Regions from separate parts of the Mus musculus genome. Here region 2 is linked to region 1. A link is a loop called in an ENCODE intact Hi-C map of the cell type or tissue named here. Cell type or tissue: heart. All regions are shown on one strand. Links, peaks and the distances in the headings refer to the core of each region. The heading gives the core; the rest is flanking DNA.

What was found. A loop is a pair of places that touch in the nucleus more often than their neighbours do. Peaks named below come from ENCODE experiments on the same cell type or tissue, not always from the same donor. Only the 100,000 strongest peaks of a DNase experiment are listed, where the experiment ranks them.
Region 2: it touches region 1 in a loop (3-fold over the local background); 8 of 42 quality-filtered maps call a loop at or near these places.

What each region holds. Positions count from the first base shown.
Region 1 is chrX:77,860,638-77,868,993 of GRCm38, forward strand. It overlaps Gm14744 (predicted gene 14744), which reads left to right and starts at 4,121. Exons shown (of 7, transcript NM_001085544.1): 1 at 4,121-4,256; 2 at 4,741-4,880; 3 at 5,322-5,392; 4 at 6,378-6,488; 5 at 8,270-8,356. The coding sequence starts at 4,176. In heart, for the core only: no CTCF peak of the experiment used is centred there; no DNase peak of the experiment used is centred there.
Region 2 is chrX:77,910,086-77,918,441 of GRCm38, forward strand. No RefSeq gene overlaps it. Among named protein-coding and RNA genes, the nearest start is that of 5430402E10Rik, 11 kb to the right of the region's middle. In heart, for the core only: no CTCF peak of the experiment used is centred there; no DNase peak of the experiment used is centred there.

The sequences.
Region 1 (8,356 bases), core at 186-8,185:
CAACAATCAATAAATGAGACCTCCTAAAATTACAAAGCTTTTGTAAGGGAAAGGAGACTGTCAATGGGACAAAATAGAAACCAACAGACTGGGAAAAGTTCTTTACCAATCCTACATTCGATAGAGTGCTAATATCCGAAATATACAAATAATTCTAAAGTTAGACTCCAGAGGACCAAATAACCCTATTTTAAATGGAGTACAGACATGAAGAGAGAATTCTCAACTAAGGAATATTGAATGGACAAGAAGCACCTAAACAAATGTTCACCATCTTTAGTTATCAGGAAAATGCAAATCAAAACAACCCTGAGATTCCACTACAGACCAGTCAGAATGACTAAGATCAAGAACTCAGGTGGCAGCAGATGCTGGCAAAGATGTGGAGAAAGAGGAACACTCATCTGTTGTTGGTGGAATTATAAGGAGGTATAACTAATCTGGTGGTATAACTGGTCTGGTGGTTCTTCACAAAATTGGACATGAGGATCTAGCTATACCACTCCTGAACATACACCCAAAAGATGCTCCAACATATAACAAGGACACATACTCCACTATATTTATAATAGATTTATTTATTTATTTATAATAATTTTTATTAGATATTTTCTTCATTTACAACTCAAATGCTATCCTAAAAGTCCCTTATATCCTCCCCCCACCAAGTAGCCTTATTTATAATAGGCAGAACCTGGAAAGTGCCCTGATGTCCTTCTACAGACAAATAGAGAAAATATGGTCCATTTACACAATGGAGAACTACTCAGCTATTAAAAACAAAGACTTCATGAAATTCTTAGGCAAATGAATGGAACAAAAAAGTATCATCCTTATTGAGGTAACCCAGTCACAAAAGAAAACATATAGTATGCACTCAATGGTAAGTGGATATTAACCCAAAATCTCGGAATACCCAAGATACAATTCACAGACCATATGAAGCTCAAGAAGAAGACTAAAGTATGGATGCTTCAGACCATCTTAGAAGGGAGAACAAAATATTCTTGGAAGGTAGAGGATAGGAGGGACTTGGAAGGAAGAGAGGAGAAGGAGAGGGACTGGGGTGTAAGAACAAGTGTGCTAGGAGACAGGGACGATTTTACAGAGGGTCAGGAATTTGAACAGAGGTGTGTAGCAATGAATGATGGGAAACAGGGATAGCCATCAGGAAGTCCCAGATGCCAGTAAATTAAGAGGCTCCCAGGTCCCAACTTGGATGCCATTAGCTGAAATGCCCAAAAAAGGGGAGGATGAACATGTAGAGACCATATCCAGAAGTTAAGCAAGACCCCAGGTTGGGGGACGTAGTCACCCACTCATATCCAAATTTTTAACCCAGAATTGAACCTGTCTAAAAGAAGTATGGGAACAAAGTGTGGATCAGAGTCTGAAGGAAAGACCATCCATAGACTGCCCGACCTGGGGATCCATCACATACAGACACCAAACCCAGACCCTATTGGGGATGCCAAGAAGTGCTTGCTTACAGGAGCCTGATATGGTTGTCTCCTGAGGGGCTCTGACAGAGCCTTACAAATTCAGAGGCACACGTTTGCAGCCAACCATTGGATTGAGCATGGGGACCACAATACAGCAGTTAGAGAAGGTACTTGAAGGAGTTGAAGGGATGAACAGCCCCATAGGAGGAACAACAATATGAGATAACCAGTAACCCCAGAGCTCCCAGGGACTAAACCACCAACCACAGAGTACACATAGAGGGATCCATGGCTCCAGCAGCATATGTAGCAGAGGATGGCTTTGTTTGGCATCAATGGCAGGGAGGCCCTTGGACATCAGGGCACTTTCCAGGTTCTGGCTATTATAAATAAGGCTACTGGGTGGGGGGAGGATATAAGGGACATTTAGGATAGCATTTGAGTTGTAAATGACTCAATGCTCCAGTGTCAGGGAATGTCAGTGTGGTGAGGTGGGAATGGGTGGGTAGGAGCACCCTCAGAAAGAGATGGAGGAAGATGGGATAGGGGTTTTCCAGAGGTGAAGCCAGGAAAGGGGATAACATTTGAAATGTAAATAAATAAAATATCCAATTAAAAAAGAAGAAGAAAGGAGACAGACTTTTAGCCAAGTTCTACTCAAAGGTCAGACATCAAAGAGTTCTAAGCTTGGCCATGACTTCAATAACAGCATCCGTTGTGTCAGTATTTTGTATGTTTTAACTCTGTCCTTTGAAGCACCTACATTTTCCATTCTTTCTTCACTTTTCTGAGGTAGACAAAATGTGTGGATTAGGAATTTAATTGGTAAATTACTGAAAATGGAAACAAATATGTATGTATCACACATGTATATATGTATCATACATGTATAAATTGGAATATATAAATCTGAATGTAAAATATAGCTATACTTACATTACACATAAATATATATCCACAGATAGAAAATATATAAAAACCCATATCCATATATAAAATATTTATGAATAAATACACAAGAACATAAGAAACATGTGTGTATGTGTGTGTATGTATGTGTGTGTGCATGTGTGTGTGTGTTTGTGTACATGCTTCAATATTAAAGTTCAAACAGACAGAGATAATCTTTAAGTTCCTTAGGAATAAATGTATGTTTTGACATGAGGCAGAATTTGTTTTTATCTTTCCAAGACTCCAGTTTAGGCTGTGTTGTATCACCTTTCTCTGTAATCAGGTAGAAGGGAGAGAAACTCACTTCACTTAATAAATAAGGAAGGAAAGCTTATATTTTAATAAAACTGTTGGAAATGTGGAAGAATGAACCTGAGTTTGTGCAAAATTGTAGGTAATTTTCCAGAAGGATACTCAATAAATAGGATTAATGTGTTGTTGTTACTGGGTCTGGAGGAGAAATGAGAAGGACTTTAATGAGTGCACATACAGTCTTAAGTAATTATCCACTTTGGAAGTATTAAATGACAGCTTTTTCTGGTTGATTTTCATTACATTTTCCCAACATTATCTGTATTCCAAATCACATTAGAATTCTGAAGGAAAGTAGAGATTTCACAAGAAATGAATGGATGAAAATAAATATGTTTGTAGGTCAGCCCAATCTTGTTCCAGTGGAACTGAGTTATCTCTTGAATAATCAAACACAGAGAAGAAGGAATGAATCAAGAAAAATATGTAAAAATATAATAAGGATCACATTTGTATGGGGTATACTAAAAAAGAAGAACATACATCAAGAACCTTTCTGAACATGGGATGGGTGAATATTTCTTATTTAAAGCCTTGGAACATTGACAACTAGTTTTGAGTCATGCATTTCGGTGAATATTTGCAAATCCATCCACAGGTCAAAGTTCTCAATGGAGAAAACGTTGAGAATTTCTCAGACACAAACATGAGAAAATTAGCAGCTGACTTTTCATTGCATAAATGATTTAGAGACACAGTTGTCAAAAAATACACTTATAGCAATCAGAAACAAAGGTGTGTGTATATATTATTGAATATATAAAGTAATGTTAGCAAAAGCAATGCTGATTACCAGGACATAGTATCAACAAATGTACCCACAAAACAATGGGAATTTTACATCATTAAAAATCTTCACATCTTGATGAAAATATCAAATTATAAAAATATTTAAAATCATGAATCTAAATTGCAAATTCCTGCCCAGAAAGGAAAACAGTACACTTCTTCACAAAGGTTTTTACAAGAATGCCCCAGAATGTTGTAGAACATTCTAGAACACTCTAGAATGTTCTAGAAATATATGTCCATTGATATTCAATTGTATAAAAAATTGTTAATATCCATATGGTAACCTGTGATCAAAGGGTCTGATTGATGGAAAATTTGTCATCATTAAAATAGCCTGAGTCAAATAAGTTCATTTCTTTAAAGTGTTCCAAATGAGAAACTTGGACTTTAGGGACATGGATATTTGTGTTTTCTGACAGCTAGCCCAAGTCCACAGAAGTCTAAAAGGTCAATTTCATGGCTTTACTCAAGTTAATCTTATTTCAAAAGTAGCAGAAAAACAGAATTGTCATCACAGATGTTTCCACCACCAGGATATGCTGGAATTTTACCACAGGCAATCCATGCCAATCTCAGGCCAATAATCAATACTATATAAGGTGGAGATGGTTCTGGGTCTCCCCATCACCTGCCCTTGGTCTCTGAACTCCTTCGGAAGGAGAGAATCCAGGCTCTACCATGGTGAAGTTCCTGCTAATTGCGCTTGCATTAGGTGTATCCTGTGCACATCATGAATCTCTTGATATCAGTCCCTCAGAGGTGTGTGCATTTGGGGATAAAGGGTCTGGGGTGTTTATGTACACTCTGTAGTTGGTTTGAGCATATATATCATATACTATAAATGGTATGGCATTACATATTATATGTGGTATATATAGCATATATACATTATCTGAATCCTATCTGTAATGCAGTCCTAGTGTATTTTCAACTCTTTGCATGTTTTCAATGACTTCTGTCTAGTATGAAAGAAGGTTAAGAAGAGAAAATTACAGATTGGACTTTGCATTGTTATTGATTGACAAAGTGTGAACTGTATCCTGTGTTCCATATTCTAGTGTGAATGAGTGATGACACAATCTCCTAATCTACTCTCTAGCAGAGAGACATCTGCATTTTACTTGGTCCAAGTTCATTTGTTGACTTATGGAATTGTTGTCATGTAGTAATTAGGACAAATGTTGCTGAATAAAAGGGAACAGATTGACTAACCAACTTTTGCAATGGTGTCTGTCCTATTTAGGTTAATGGGGACTGGCGCACCCTTTACATAGCTGCGGACAAGGTGGAGAAAGTAAAGATGAATGGAGACCTGAGAGCGTACTTTGAGCATATGGAGTGCAATGACGACTGTGGGACACTCAAAATCAAATTCCATGTCCAGTAAGTGACATTCACCTGATGCACATGGACAGGACTGAGAAACTGGGCACATGAATGTCTGTGAAATTTTCACTGACACTTGGGCCATGTGAAAAAATGGAATTGATCTCCTGGGCATATTTATTCTGAGTTGTGTCCTTGATTTAAGGAACACTGAATGCAATGTGTTCTACAGTTTTACAGGGTTGGGTAATTCTGGTTGAAACTAGTCATGAACAGGAAATGTGGGTAGAAAATGAGGACAGTGTCTTCCCCTGGAAGCCTGGATTTACTTTCCATGTCAATCATAACCCCAGAGTGTTGGTGTCAGTCTTCAGATGTGGGTTTATTTAAACAAATTAAACACTTCCCAAAGACAGTTAATACTACCACACAATAAGGAAATATGAGCAACCTGAAAGAGTAAATTCAGAAGCAAGTTTTTGATTTTTATTTCTGAAGGATGAATGGCAAGTGTCAGACACACACTGTTGTGGGAGAAAAACAAGAAGATGGGCGGTACACTACTGACTGTGAGTATGTAATCAATTAATGGGATGCATAATCTAATTGAGAGAGGGGGGGAGGGACAGAAAGACAGAGAGACAGAGAGAAATTTTGCAAGGTTTGACAAGGCCGCACAACTAAAGGGCCAGGATCCTTGAACAATTTCATCTGATAATTTTTGATGCAACTTCCAAAATCCTAACTAAACTTCCAGACATTTATGTTATCAGTTAAGGTGTATTATACACATTCATACAAAAGTATTATTAGAGACATTTTTGTGCCTATTATTTAAGTATAAATGACATTTAGAAGGCAGTCCCATAAAGCTACAGGACTGATTTCTTAAGGGTTTAATATATGGAAAACTATACATTTGCTACACACACACACACACACACACACACACAGACATACATAGACACATTTGTGGTTGTTTTTAAAATTTTTTTTGATACAGAGTTACTCTGCATAGCCCTGGCTGTCCTATAACTAGTTCTGCGACAAGGCTAGCCCCAGAGATCCTCCTGATTGCTGGGATTTGATGTTTGAGTCACCATCCCTGCTTCAGTGTGGTATTTTAATATTAGCGTTGTGTTCACTTTTTAAATAGGCTGTGGAGACATAAGGTAATTATGAACTTTTTTTTTCATTTTTTGAGACAGGGTTTCTCTATATAACCCTGGCTGTCCTAAAACCCACTTTGTAGACCAGGCTGGCCTTGAACTCAGAAATCTACCTGCCTCTGCCTCCCAAGTGCTGGGATCAAAGGCGTGTGCCAGCATTCCCGTCTAATTATGGACATTCTTTTTAAATTCAAAAAAATATTTTAATTAATGCAAGAGTGTCTCTACCACTTAGTAATTCTCATTTACAATTTTAAACCATTGTAAATGACATTTGTCAAATAATTGAAAAAGAAATAAAAATATCATAGATTTCATATGTAAAATAATAGTGAAACCTCCAATGATTCTACTGATTTCTAAGCTGATTCTCTTTTAATTGCAGACTCTGGTAGAAATTACTTCGAAGTTGTAATGAAGGAAGATGGCGCCCTTTTCTTTCACAACGTTAATGTGGATGAGAGCGGACAGGAGACAAATGTGATTTTAGTTGCTGGTGAGAGTGGTCCCTCTTGTAGGGTTTCTATCGATATGATAAGCACCATGACCAAAAGCAACTTGGGGAAGAAAGGGTTGATTTGGCTTAAGCTCCTATAACACAGTTCATTTTCAAAAAGAAGTCATTGCTTCTCAGCCATTCAAGTCTCCGTAGTTAAGAATTATTTGCTTAGTTTGTACCCCAGTTTTTGGCTAGGTTGTCTGGTTTTCTGGAGTCTAATATATGAGTTCTTTGTATGTTTTGGATATTAGCCCTCTATTGGATGTGTGGTTTGTGAAGATTCTTTCCCAATCTGTAGGTTGCTGTTTTTCCTACTAACAGTGTCCTTTGTCTTGAAGACACTTTTCAGTTTTATGAGGTTCCACTTGTCAATTGTTGATCTTAGAGCTGAGCCATTGGTTCAGAAAATTTTTTCCTGTGCCAATACCTTCCAAGCTATTTCCTACTTTTTCTTCTATTAGATTCAGTATATATGATTTTATGTGGAGGATTTTGATCCACCTGGACTTGTGCTTTGTACAGGGTGAGAAATATGTATCAATTTGTATTCTTCTTCATACAGACCACCAGGTAGGCCAGCACGATTTGCTGAAGATGCTCTCTTTTTTCTACTATATGGTAGTGTCTTCTTAGTCAACAATCAAGTGTCCATGTGTGTGTGTGTTGGGGGTATTTTGGGGTCTTCAATCCTATTCCAATTATTGACCCATCTGTCTCTGTACCAAACAGCCAAGAACTTGAAGGCAGGAACTGATGCACAGGGCATGGAGGAGTGCTGCTTACTGGCTTGCTCCCCAGGTCTTGTTCAGCATGCTTTCTCTTAGCACCCAGGACCATCTCCCCAGAGGTGGCACTACCCATAGTCTAGGCACCCTACCATCAAACACTAACAAAGAAAACTGTGCTGCTGAGTTTCCTACAGTGGGGTGGACACTTCCATATCAACTGTCAATCTAGAAAATGAGTCTACAAGGTTTCTCACAGAGCAGTCTGAGGGTAGCACTTTCTTAATTGAGGTTACCTCTTTCCAGATGACCTTGCTTTGTGTCATGATAATATATATATATATATATATATATATATATATATATATATATATAAACCCAACAATCTTGCTTTGTTTACCAAAGTTGTGAGGGGCAATGGAGGAAGCAGAGGCAATTTGGGGGCTTGGGCCTGGAGGCAGGGGACTGGAGGCTGGGTACTGGGTACTGGAATCTGGTAGTGAGGTTGGGTAAGTGGTGAGGTGGGGTGGTGTTGGAGTCGTAATTGATTCAGGTTCATGAGCCTGTTCAGCCTGATTTCACTGCTTATTTTGATAATTATCAATTATCCAAGGCACGGACTCCAGAATCTACACAGAAGTAAGGTAGAAGTCAGCATGGACAAACATTTAGTTCAAGTATTTCAAACACCAGGATTATGTACAGGCCTTTTTGGAAATAAATATACGGTCATATGGAAAGTACGAATAATTATAATAGTAGTAGTAGGAGTATTAATAGTGATGATGGCAATAACAACAATAACAATTCCACCACAAATAACGATATTATTCATTAGGGTGTGGACTATCATAGTTCAGCTTCATTAAATGTGTTCTTTTTACTTTAGAGATCTTAGGTTGATCAGAATGAGACTGATGGGGTGAGGGAGGGCCCACAAAGTAAGATGTTTCCATGCATCAATATCACACAACCCATTATAACTCCATCTGTTCTGAGCCACCCAGTACTGTAAGCTACACTTTTTCTTCCTTTCTGCTTTATGTGATGTAGGAAAAGGAGAGACCCTGAGCAAAGCACAGAAGCAGGAGCTTGGGAAGCTGGTCAAGGAATACAATATTCCAAAGGAGAATATCCAGC
Region 2 (8,356 bases), core at 22-8,021, 49 kb after region 1:
TCTCTTTCCTAGGTTTTCTATCTCTAGGGTTCTTTCCTTTTGTGATTTCTTTATTGTCACTATTTACATTTTTAGATCCAGTTCTGTCTTGGATAGTTTTATTCATTTATTTATTTATTCGTTTATTATTTCTTTGCCTGTTTGTATTTTCCTGTAATTCTTTAAGTGATTTTTGTGTTTTGTCTTTAAGGGACTGTGTTTAGCTGTCTCTAGTGAGACTATGCCAGGGCCTAGCAAACACATAAGTAGATGCTCACAGTCAGCTATTGGATGGATCACAGGGCCCCCAATGGAGGAGCTAGAGAAAATACCCAAGGAGCTAAAGGGATCTGCAACCCTATAGGTGGAACAACATTATGAACTAACCAGTACCCCAGAGCTCTTGACTCTAGCTGCATATGTATCAAAAGATGGCCTAATCAGCCATCACTGGAAAGAGAGGACTTGCAAACTTTATATGCGCCAGTACAGGGGTACACCAGGGCCAAAAAGTGGGAGTGGGTGGGTAGGGGAGTGGGGGGGATGGTATGGAGGACTTTTAGGATAGCATTGGAAATGTAAATGAGGAAAATACCTAATTAAAAAAAAACAAAAAAAAACATAAAAAAAAGAAAAAGAAAATACATTGCTACAGAGAAAAAAAGATAATGAAGACGGTGACGTTTTATACATGTGTAGTTTATGTAACTTTTTGGTCATTAAAAGGGAAGTGATAAACTAAGATAAGGTGATGTGAATGAGTGACATATGTATGTGTTCATACGTGTCTCTGTGTGTATACATGTGTTTTGAGAGAAAGTGATGTAATACCTTTCTTTGTGCAAAACATTAAATATCTAACTCTTATATACTAGTGAAATATACTGAAAAAATATATTCTTCATTGCCTTTTGATAAATATGCATGCAAGCATATGTGTCACAAGCCCACTCAATGATCCCTCCCGAACAAAAGGATAATAAAAACCACATTTACTCTGAAAAAAAAAAAGGGTTGGGGGACTGTGTTTACCTGTGTTCTCCTGTATTTCTTTAAGGGAGTTATTTATGTCCTTCTTAAAATCCCTATCACCATTATGAGAAGTGATTTTAGATCCAAATCTTGCTTTTCTGGTATGATGCTGTATCTTGGACTTGCTATGGTAGGAGAATTGGGTTCTGATGATGCCAGTAGCCTTGGTTTCTGTTGCTTATGTTCTTTCACTTGCCTCCCACCATCTGGTCATTACTATATCTACCTGCCCTTGCTATATCTGACTGGAACCTGTCCTTCCTGTGATTCTGCTTGTGTCAAAATTCCTCAGAGTCCAGATGATTCTGTGATCCTGTGATTCTGGGATCCTGGGATCCTGTAATCCTGGTATCCTGGATGTGTCAGAGCTCCTTGGAATAAAGCTGCCTCTGGGATCCTGAAATACTGATTTGACCAAGCCCTTGGGATCCTGGGATCCTGGTGTCCGAGGATCCTAGGCATGTTACAGTGTAGCTTCTTCTGTGTGTTGTCGTACTGGCTGCAGAGTTTGCACCCAAGGTCTGCTCAGGGCTGTAGCCTTGGTTTCTATTGCTTATGTTTTTGCCCTTGCCTCTTGCCATCCTGTTATCTCTGGTGTTAGCTGCTTTTGCTGTCTCTGACTGTGGCTTGTCCTGTGTGTCAGTACACCTGCCAAACCAGTTCTCTCTGGGAGGAATCTGGGTATGAAGAGCTGTGGCACAGGATCAGCTCCAGAATGAAGACAGAACCCGGAATGATCCTTTCCTTGTCCTTTCCTTGGTTCCTGTGCCCTGATGGCTCTGGGTGGGTCCCTCTTGGACCAGGAATTTGATTAGAAGTGGTGGTCTCATGTGTGCTCTCAGGTGTGTGAGCCCTCTTGGGAGACCAGCCCTGTGTATGGAGAGCTCTGACACAGGGTCAGCTCCAGGCACAGATCTTTAAGAATATTTTTTAAATTTAAATTTAAATTATTTATTTATGCCAATTTAAATTAATTTTAATTATGTATTCATGAGTGTTTGGACTGCATATTCTTGTAAATAAATTTTCCAAGTACTTTATAGATATATTTATATATAACTTATGTATACATATTTTCCTTGAAGATCTATGCTACAGGTTTAACTTTGCTTTCTCAAACTAAACTTATTATTTTGTCATTTAATAAAATTCAAGCATGATATCTCTTGAACAATTGATATGAACATTCTCAAGTACATGAGATAAAGTAAGAAAATACAGCATGAAAATTAAATGCCAGTATCAGGAAGAGGGAGTGGGTGGATTGGTGAGCAGGGGGAGGGGGGATGGATAGGGGGTTTTCAGAGGGGAAACCAAGAAAGGGGATAATATTTGAAATGTAAATAAAGAAAAATCTAATCAAAAATATTTTCTCTCAGTCCCCATCACTTACTATGTAAACCACACTAACTCTTTATTCATTTCAAACTGTTGATTCAAGATCAAGAAGAAGAGAAATAGGAGAAGGAGAAGGAGAAAGAAAGAGAATATTTTAAAATTAATTAATTAATTTTTTTTACCTATTCATTTTACATCCTGTTCAATGCCCCCTCTTCTTCACACCCTCCCACAATACTTTTCTCCCTTCTTCTCCTCTGAGCAGGTTGGTCCATCCCTGGACATCCCTACAACCTGAAACATCAAGTATCTGCCAGGCTAGTTGTATACTCTCTCACTGAGATGAGATAAAGTAGTCCAGCTAAAAGAACACATTCCATGTACAGGCAACAGCTTTTGGTATAGCCCCATTCTAGTTGTTCGGGACCCACATGAAGAGCAAACTGCACATCTGTACATATGTGCAGGGAGGCCTAGGTCCAGCCTGTGTATGTTCTTTGGTTGGTGGTTCAGTCTCTGAGAGTTCCAAAAGTCTAGGCTATTTGACTCTGTTGGTTTTCCTCTGGAGCTCCTATCCCCTTCAGGCCTGCATGTCTTCCTCCTACTTTTACTTGTGAGTTTCCAAGCTCCATCCACTGTTTGGCTGTGGGTCTCTGCATCTGTCTGAGTAAGTTGCTGGGTAGAGCCTCTCAGAGGAAAGCCATGCTAGACTCCTATCTGTGAGTATAAGAGTATAATAATGTCAGGGACTAGTGCTGTCCATAGGATGGATCTCAAGTTGGGCCAGTTAATTGGTTGGCCATTCCATCAGTCTCTGCTCCATCCACCTTCACTGTATGTCTTCTAGACAGAACACATTTTTCATCAAAAGATTTGTTGGTAGATTGGTTTCTCTATTACTCCATTGGGGTTCTTACCTGGCTATAGGAAGTGGCCTTATCAGGTTCCTTATTCCCAATGCTATGAGTCACAGTTAAGGCCACCCTGATTGATTGGGGAGTCTCCCTTATCCCATGTCTCTGTCTTGTCCTGGAGATGTCTTCCCCACCCCTGTCAGTTGCAGATTTCCATTCATTTTCATGGCTATCTGGCCATCTCTCCTGTTTCTCCACACTCAAGATCCCAAACACCCCCATTTCCCACCCCATCCCCTCTCCAACACAATTCCTTGCCTCCATCTAACTCTATGACTGTTTTATTTCCCTGTCAATGTGAGATTCGGGCATCCTTGCATGGGCCTTCCTTCTTATTTAGCTTCTTATGGTCTGTGGAGTACAGTGTGGGTATACTCTATTTTGGCAAATATCCACTTACAAGTAAGTACATAACATGCATGTCATTTTGGGTCTGGGTTACCTCACTTAGGGTGATATTCTAAAGTTCCACCCATTTCCCTGAAAAGTTAAGGATGTCTTTGTTTTTGACTGGCTGAATAGTATTCCATTGTGTAGCTGTACCTCATTTTCTTTATCCATTCTTCAGTTGAAGAACATCTAGGTTGTTTACAGTTTCTGAATATTACAAATAAAGCTTCTATGAACATATTTGAGCAACTTTCCCTGTTGAATAGTAAAACATTTTTTGGGTATATGCCCAGGAATGGTATGCCTGAGTTTTGAGATAGAAACCACCAAATTGATTTCCAAACTTGTACAAGTTTATATTTCCACCAGCACTGGTGGAGTGTTCTTCTTATTCCATATCTTCTCCAGCATGTCTTATCATTTGAGTTTTGACCTTAGACATTCTGACAAGTGTAAGAAGGAAGATCGGAGTCATTTTGATTTGCATTTGATTTGCATCCCGTAAGGATGTTGAACATTTCTTTAAGTGCTTCTAGGCCATTTGAGATTCCTCTGCTAGAAATTCTCTGTTTAGTTCTGTACTTTATTTTTAATTGGGTTATTTGGGTTGTTGGTATCTAATTTCTTGAGTTCTTTGTATATATTAGATATTAGCCCCATATCAGATGTAGGATTGGTAAAGAGCTTTTCCCAATCTGAAGGTTGCTGTTTGGTCCTAATGACAGTGTCGTTTTCCTTACAGAAGTTTTTCAGTTTCATGAGGTCCCATTTATCAATTCTTGATCTTACAGCATAAGCCACTGGTGTTCTGTTCAGAAACTTGTCTCCTATACCAATAAGTTTAATACCATTCCCCACTTTCTGTTCTATTGGATTTAGTGTATCCAGCTGTATGTTGAGGTCCTTGATCCATTTGGACTTGAGATTTGTGCATGGCAATAAGTATGGATCTGTTTGCGTTCTTGTATATGCTGTCATCCAGTTAGATCAGACTATTTGTTGAAGTTGTTTGATTTTTTTCCCTGGTATGTCTTTGCCTTCTTTGAAAAAACAAGTGTCTGTGGGTGTGTGGGTTTATTTCAGTGTCTTCAATTTGATTCTATTAATCAACCTATCTGTTTCTATAGCAATACCATGCAGTTTTTATTACCATTGCTCTGTAGTACAGCTTGACTTCAGGGATGGTGACACCTCCAGAAGATCTTTTATTGTTCAGAATTGTTTTAGCTACCCTGGGTATTTTTGTTTTTCCATAAGAAGGTGAGAATTGCTCTGTCGATGACTGTAAAGAATTGTGTTGGAATTTTGGTAGGAATTATATTGCATTTGTAAATTGCTTTGGTAAGATGGCTATTTTCTACAATGTTAATCCTACTGATCCATGAGCATGAGAGATCTTAATATCTTCTGATATCTCCCTCAAATTCTTTCTTCAGTGATTTGAAGTTCTTATCATATAGTTCTTTCTCTTGCTCGGTTAGAGTTCTCAGACTAATTATTATTTGTATAAATAAGGGATCCTGAATTTTTTTAGTTAATTTTATATCCAGGGATTTTGCTCAAAGTATTTATCAGGTGTAGGAGCTCTCTGGTAGAATTTTTGGGTCACTTATATTATACTATCATATCATCTGCAAGTAATGATTCTTTGACTTCTTCCTTTATGACTTATATCCCCTTGACCTGTTTTAATTGTTTTATTGCTGTAGCTAGGACTTCAAGTACTATATTGAATAGACAGGGAGAGTGTGGTCAGCCTTGTCTTGTCACTGATTATAATGGAATTGCTTTAAGTTTCTCACCATTTAATTTGATTTTGTCTATTGGCTTGTTTTACATTGCTTTTATTATGTTTAGGTATGTGTCTTGTAATCCTGATGTCTCTAAGACTTTTAACATGAAGGGGTATTGGATTTTGTAAAAGTCTTTTTCAGGATCTCTTGAGATGATCATGTTTATGTTTTAATTCTGTTTATATGGTGGGTTACATTGATGGATTTTTGTATATTGAATTATGTCTGCATCACTGGGATGAAGCCTTTCTCATGGTGGATGAAGTTTTTGATATGTTCCTGGATTTAGTTTGAGAGTATTTTATGGAGTATTTTTGCAAGAATGTTCATAAGTGAAATTGGTCTGAATTTCTCTTTCTTTGTTGACTCTGTGTGTGGTTTAGGTATCAGGGTGACTGTAGTCTCATAGAATGAGTTTTGCAGTGTTTTTTTCTGTTTCTATTTTCTGGAACAGTTTGAGGAGTATTGGTATTAGCTCTTCTTTGAATGTCTAGTATTTTTCTGCACTAAACCCATCTGGCTCTTGTATTATTTAATGGGACATTTTAATGACTGCTTCTATTTCCTTAGGGGTTATACATCTGTTTAAATATTTTATCTAATCTTAATTTAAGTTTAGTAAGAGGTATCTGTCTAAAAAATCATCTGTTTAGTTAAGACTTTCCAATTTTGTGGAGTACAGGCTTTTGAAATAAGACCTAATAATTCTTTTGATTTTTTTACATTATTTCTTTTTATCACTCAATTCTCATTTCTCATCTTGATTACTTGGATAATGTCTCTCTGTCAAGTAGTTACCTTGGCTTGAGGTTTGTCTACCTTGCTGATTTTCTCAACAAACCACCTCTTGGTTTCATTGATACATATATTGTTTTATTAATTTCTAACTGATTGATTTCAGCCCTAATTTTGATTATTTCCTGTATTCTTTTATCTAGAGCTTTTAAGCGTACTTTTAAATTGCTGATATGAGTATTTTCTCGTTTCTTTATGAAGATACTTACTGCTATGAACATTTCTCTCAATGCTGTTTTCATTTTGTCCCATAAATTTGGGTATGTTGTGCCTTTTGTTGAATTCTAGAAAGTCTTTAACACTTTTATTTATTTATTCTATGACCCAGAGATCATTGAATAGAGTATTGTTCAGTTTCCATGAGTGTGTAGGCTTTCTGTTGTTTCAGTTTTTGTTGTTGCAGCCCAGCTTTCATTCTGCACTAGAAACAATGACTTCTTCTAGGTCATGTCCAAAGATCTCAAATTCAATGTGTTAATACTAATGAAATATTTATTGTCTTTTAGAATTCCCCACAATTTGAATGTTAGAATTTGAGCCATTGCTTTTTATTTATGAAACACAATTTAAAAATATTTAATTTTATGAGCATGTATAATCTGTTTGCATGCCTATATGAGCGATATGTGCACTCCTGGTGGTTGCAGATGGCAGAAAGGGGCATCAGGTCTCTTGGAATTTTGAGTTACAGATATGAAAAAACAAACACAATTATTTTAATAGGTACATGTGTTATGGTTTGAATAATCCATTATCATTCCTTATAGTAGCAGGTGATATTCAAATGTAATTTTTATATAATGACATGTTAATAAATATTTGTTAGCATGTCTTGGAATAGCAAACACAATTAAACATCACTATATTTTCTTACATAGGTGTATTTACAATATGTCTACTCCAGAGGGGTGTAATTGTATTCAGTTTTTAATCCTATATTAAAAATTATTTAATTCAGTATTAATTATGTATATGTATCTGTTTGTGTATCGGGTGACTGTAGTACCTGCAGTGCCCAGATGAGTACAACAGTTTTAAAACCTGCAAAAATAGGATAATAGTTGAACATACTGAGCACAAAGCATCCAGAAGAGGACAAAATAGCCTGCAGTATTCACAAACGCAAGAAGCATGTGATATCTTCTGATGCAATACTCAGAGCATCTAAAAGTGGAAGAAAACTTCCTATGGACTGCTGCAGCCAAAAGAGGGCAATAGAGCCCCAGGAAGTACCCAAAGCATCTGGAAGAGGATGATAGTGTCCCATTCAGTACCTAAGCATCCAAAAGGTGATAAGTTCCAATGCAGTATTCAAAACACCCAGAAGAGGGGGATAGAGTCCCGTGTAGCACCCAAAGCCTCAGCAAGAGGGTAATAGAGTTCCATGGAAAATCAAAACACCCCAAGAAAGGCTGTAGCTTCTTGGCCTGAGGAGGACAATAAATCAGTACCAAAGACATATTCAAGAAGGTGAAAGGACTCCTGTCTTCTGATTAATTAAAAAACAGGACACCTTCTGACTCTTAAGCCATTCTTGCAACAAAGCCTCACATACTAAAATATATATCATAGAACGTTTAAATCACATCCTGAATATAGTGTGCATAATATTATGGATAATTTATTCAGTCTACTAATGAGACATTACTGAAATATGTAGTTATTCTCCATTAAAATTATTTCTTTTGGTATTATTCACTAGTTTGGTTTTTGTTGCAGTTTTGATTTGTTATTTTGTTTTGAAATACATTCTCATTATTTACCCATGGTTATCCTTGAACTCAAAATATAGACCAGGGTGGCCTCAAACTCAGAAATACATCGATCTCTGCTTCATTAGCCCTGGAATAACAGCAGGCAGCCCCATCCCAGGAAATCACATTTTAAATGTATTTTATTTTTTAATTATGTGTATATTTAAGTGTCTGCATAAGTGCAACTATACCAATTGACTTCAGTACCTTCCCAGGCCAGAAGATGGAGCAGAGTGCTATGGACCTAGAGTTACAGACGGTTGTGCATTACCATATAGTTGCTAAAAACTGAACCCAGGTCTTCTTCAAGGGCAGCCAGTACTCTGAACCACTGAGCCATCCCAAACCATATGATTTTTGA